Regions from separate parts of the Homo sapiens genome. Here region 2 is linked to region 1. Evidence: chromatin loops called from intact Hi-C (ENCODE). Cell type or tissue: endothelial cell of umbilical vein. All regions are shown on one strand. Region 1 overlaps FAT4 (FAT atypical cadherin 4). Region 2 overlaps FAT4 (FAT atypical cadherin 4).

Evidence for each region. A loop is a pair of places that touch in the nucleus more often than their neighbours do. Peaks named below come from ENCODE experiments on the same cell type or tissue, not always from the same donor. Only the 100,000 strongest peaks of a DNase experiment are listed, where the experiment ranks them.
Region 2: a loop joins it to region 1, with 2.0 times the contacts of the local background. A loop is called at or near these places in 1 of 110 quality-filtered maps.

What each region holds. Positions count from the first base shown.
Region 1 is chr4:125,481,033-125,483,532 of GRCh38, forward strand. FAT4 (FAT atypical cadherin 4) reads left to right here. Exons shown (of 18, transcript NM_001291303.3): 16 at 489-706. Among named protein-coding and RNA genes, the nearest start is that of MIR2054, 25 kb to the right of the region's middle. In endothelial cell of umbilical vein, no CTCF peak of the experiment used is centred here; no DNase peak of the experiment used is centred here.
Region 2 is chr4:125,389,216-125,391,715 of GRCh38, forward strand. All of the region lies in intron 2 of FAT4 (FAT atypical cadherin 4), which reads left to right. Among named protein-coding and RNA genes, the nearest start is that of FAT4, 76 kb to the left of the region's middle. In endothelial cell of umbilical vein, no CTCF peak of the experiment used is centred here; DNase peaks (open chromatin) are centred at 676 and 1,176; H3K27ac peaks cover 1,890 bases.

The DNA.
Region 1 (2,500 bases):
ATGTGATGATTACTGAAAATAAAGTTAGTTACCGATGTAAATACTTGATTGAACACTTCTTTGTCCTAATTTATAGCATACTAGAGACTAAAGATTACAAATCATTTTAACCATGCAAACGTATATTTTGGAAACACAGTGAAAATGATTACAAACAAATTTTTCAAGTACATATTACCAACAAGTGCCTGTCTTTAGATATTCATAATTTACGTAATGTGGCAAATAGTTTAGTAAAATATTTCCCAAATGGTTAATGACTGTCATAGAGTATTTTAAGTTCATGGTTCTGAAATGCATTTAAACATGTGAAATCAACTTATATAATGATTCATAAATGGAAATTATTTTTTAAGAGTAGAGTTGGGGGACATTAATTCCCAAAACGACATTTTCATTGTCCTTTTTATATTTTTGTCACTATAGAAAACACTCCAAGAAATGCCAAATGAATGCATTCATTTTCCCTTTTTTCCTTTGACTTCCAGCTGTTACTCCTGACACTGCCTTATCATTAGAAGGCAAAGGGCGCTTGGACTACCACATGAGTCAGAATGAGAAGCGGGAATATTTGTTAAGGCAAAGCTTACGAGGTGCCATGTTGGAGCCTTTTGGTGTGAACAGTCTGGAAGTAAAATTTAGGACCAGAAGCGAGAATGGCGTTTTAATCCATATCCAAGAAAGCAGCAATTACACTACTGTGAAGGTGAGATAAAAGCTAATGGTGACTTCATTTGATTAGACCGCCTGCCGTGTAGTGGTTTAAATCACTTCCCCCATAATTTCTGTCCTTTTCTTTACAACCCATTAGAGTTCCGACTAATGCTGGGCACTATTCCAATGTCATCTATCTTAACTATTCCCCAGGCATTGGCCAGAGTAACAAAGATCTGAATGGTTTGGTTTCTACACACTTTTGTGTTGCTTTAGAGTAGAGAACCCTGCCAGGTAGGCCAGCACACAAAGAATTAGTTGCAATCTATTTTTCTGGTAAGAATTTATATCACTTCTTTTCTTACTTTTAGACAAAGCAAACCAAAAATATAATGTTTGTTTGAAATACAAAAATATTTTTCTCCAACAATTATTTCAAATATTGATATGTATATGTCAATTGACAGGATTAGAATAAGGAAAAACATTTTGAAATAAGCAAAAACATTTTGAAATTATATGATTTCTGGAGCATATATTCAATTCTCTATATAAACTCTGTGGAGTAAAGTATATTTGGAATTCATTATAATTTTACTTAACCTTTCCAAATAATTTTTAAATAATCTTAAAAATTATGCTTCATGAGAACAATGGATTTATCATTAGGCTTTTACATAATTTGTTTTTTCTTATCTGTAAATAAGATACTAGACTTATATACAGATGAATAATTTCATTAGATATCCATTTTTGCATCGGCCCTTAGCTTTCTGAAGTTTTAAACCTATGTTCTGCTTTCTTTCCCACAAATAAGTCATCTCCTAGACCAACAGTTTCTTTAGTTTAGTTATATTTACTGCCTTCCATTAATATTACTTTGTATCATTCTACTGATAATTTTTTATATAAATTTTAGTAAATTCTTAAGATAACAAATCCAGATTTCCTGAATTATTTTCATCTATTAGTCAATATTTAATAACTACTCCAGGGATAGTTCACAGAGAAAAAGAGCAATTTGTTCAGAAAAATTATTTGGTTTAATTCACATATAATACTAAAAATAAAAATAGATGTTCACTTCTAAACTTCAGCCTCTTTCATCCTCAAAATTTTTCTCTGTGCAAGCCAACCATGATTATGTTGCATATAAATATATTTAATAAGTAGTACAAAAACCAATATTTCTTACCTTCTCAAATGATAATTCCTCTAGTCCAGTCATTTCCAACTAGGATAGATTTTACCCCCATGGGACATTTGGCAATATCTGGAGACATTTTCAATTGTCACGGTTAGGAGTTGGGAGAGTACTTCTGGCGTCTAGCGGTAGAGGTCAAGAATGCTGCTAAACAGTAGCACTTCACAACAAAGAGTTATCTGGCCCCAAATATCATTAGTGCCAAATGGCAGACACTCTACCCTTTTCCCTTACAAGAGAACATCTTCAGGTTTTAACTTTACCTCTATTGAAGCAAAGGACCCAGTTCCAGAGTTAATAAAACAACTGTAAAAGAGAACACATAAGCCATTGTATTACATTATTATCTGGTACTTATAATTTTCATTGAAAATGGTATTAGAAGTAAACAAAGTAAAGAAGCAAAAAAAGAAATAGATCCTCATCTTCTATAAGAAACATATTTTATATGGTTTGAGAGGCTTTGACATTGAGGTCTGTGTGTTATCTGTTAAGTTGCTTCCAAGTCTTCGTGCCATTTAAATGACATATGAAATATTTCTGTACTAACGTACACTTAAAGCCAAGGAATTCAGTCAAAATACAATGTGGTTGAAAAAAATCAGAGACACATTTTTTTCTTCACTAAGGAAAAAGCTGAAT
Region 2 (2,500 bases), 92 kb before region 1:
ATATTATTTAAATTTAAGGTATAAACTTTTACATGACAAAATGCTTAATAGCCTATAATCTTAAAAACAGAATTATTCCAATTCCCATATTGTATGTTACTTCATCAAATATTACCATTATATCATGTTTCTTGTACTAAAGTGTTTCCTGTGAAATAACGTAATAAAATGGCCTTTAGTATGCATGATAATATTTAAATACGCATTTTCTAGTAAAATATAATGCTTATTCATTTTTTTCTTCTAGTTCTAAAGAAAAAAATGCACCAAATGCATACACTTACTTTATGATAATTTCTGAAACTTAAGTAGAGTTTGGGCCTGCAACAGACTTGTGTTTTCTAGTAGTTATGTTTCATTCATGCAGGTGGTAGTGGTCCTATTAGTTTTCCTTAATAAGTCCCATATAGCTCTGGCCAGTCTTTCATAGAATGAGTTGGTAGGTCTTTCCTCCAAAGTTTGATTTCTCCCATTTTTTTCACATTGCAATTTCAAACTTTCAGTAATACCATCAAGATGAGACAGTAAACTATTATTAGAGTTACCACAAGTTTGAACAAAGTTGATTATACATCGCAAACAAATAAATACTTAAAACCTTGTTCATAGAGATCAGGCCTTGCATACCTACATAGTCCAAACATTACATTCCTGACATTTAGAACATTTAAATGCAAACTGTTCTTTGTTAGGGCTTTCTCATAACTGAAATATGAGTCACTTGCAAACCATAATAGATTTTGGCTCTGCTACATGATGAAGTGTTCTGGATGTCGTGAAACATTTCACCCAGACTTATGGCAGTAGAATTCCCAGTGGTCACCCAAAATAGGGAAAAAAATGAAGAACAAACTTAAAGGAAATATGCAGACTCTGGCACCATCCTTTCGTGGCAATACAGCTCTTTATTGTTGTTAAGAAATGGAAATATTTAGAGCCTAAACCCATAAACTATAGTACAATTAGGCGTTGAATTTTTTTTTTGTTCCTAATTACGAAATTTAACTCTATACTTGATTCTCATGTTTAAGGTCAGGTCATAGAGTGTTTCTTTACACATCACCCTGATGCGGTCATACTGAGTTGTCTCCCAGCACTGAGCTTCTCACTGCATTGTGGGCAAACTCATATTCCACACTCTACACTCATCTCAGGCAGGAAAGGTGGAGTTTTCCTTTTCAGGGCCAAAGGAAGCAACAGCTGAGGCGTGATGGTTGTACTGATATTGGTGTGGGTTTCAATTTGGTTAGTTTGCTTTCAATTTCAACTCCTCACTTGAGATTCCATACAGAAAAGTAAATGGTAGGCTTCCAGCATCTTGTTTCACTCTGGTGAATAAAAATTGTTTTGAATGTAAGATTAGAGTTTTTCCTTGCTTAATTTTAGTAGTACCTACACAGCATAAACTGAGGCATCATTTAGCAAAATGTTATTGAGTTGACATCATAATGACCTATTAAGGGCAATACACATTTGAATGAGCTCAGTTATTCTTCCAGGTTTACACGTGCCTTTCATGGTGTTTAGTGTAGCAGCTTTTGAAGCAGAGATGGGCAATGTGTAGGACCTTTTATTCCAGTCTCCTAAGTGGGAGATATTCTGAACAAAACATATTAAGGATATTTTTTCTGAAGTTTTTGAAATTTTAAGTCATGATTCACTTTTCAAAAGAAGACATTTATGTGGCCAACAAACATGAAAAAAAGCTCAACATCACTGATAATCAGAGAGATGCAAATCAAAACCACATGGAGATACCATCTCATGCCAGTCAGAATGGCAATTATTAAAAAGTCAGGAAACAATAGATGCTTCTGAGGCTGTGGAGAAATAAGAACACTTTTACACTGTTGGGGGTAATGTAAGTAAGTTTGACCATTGTAGAAGACAATGGCAATTCCTCAAGGATCTAGAATCAGAAGTACCATTTGACCCAGCAATCCCATTACTGGGTATATACCCAAAGGAATATAAATCATTCTGCTATAAAGACATATGCACATGTATGTTTACTGCAGCTCTATTTACAATAGCAAAGAAATGGATCCAACCCAAATGCCCATCAATGATAGACTAGACAAAGAAAATGTGGTACATATACACCATGGAATACTATGCAGCCATAAAAAGGAATGAGATCATGTCCTTTTCAGGGAAATGGATGAAGCTGGAAGCCGTCATCCTCAGCAAACTAACACAGGAACAGAAAACCATATTCTGCATGCTCTCACTCATAAGTGGAAGTTGAACAATGAGAACACGTGGACACAGAGAAGGGAACAACACACACCAAGGCTTGTTGGGGGCAGTGGGAGGCAAGGGGAGGGAAGTTGGAGGTTGGTTCAATCAGTGCAGCAAACCACCATGGCACATGTATACCTATGCAACAAACCTACACATTCTGCCCATGTATCCTGTTTTTCTTTTTTAGAAGAAATGTTTTGTTTTAAAAGAAAAAAATAGTAAGTCATTATTATGAGTAGTTACTGAATTATCATAA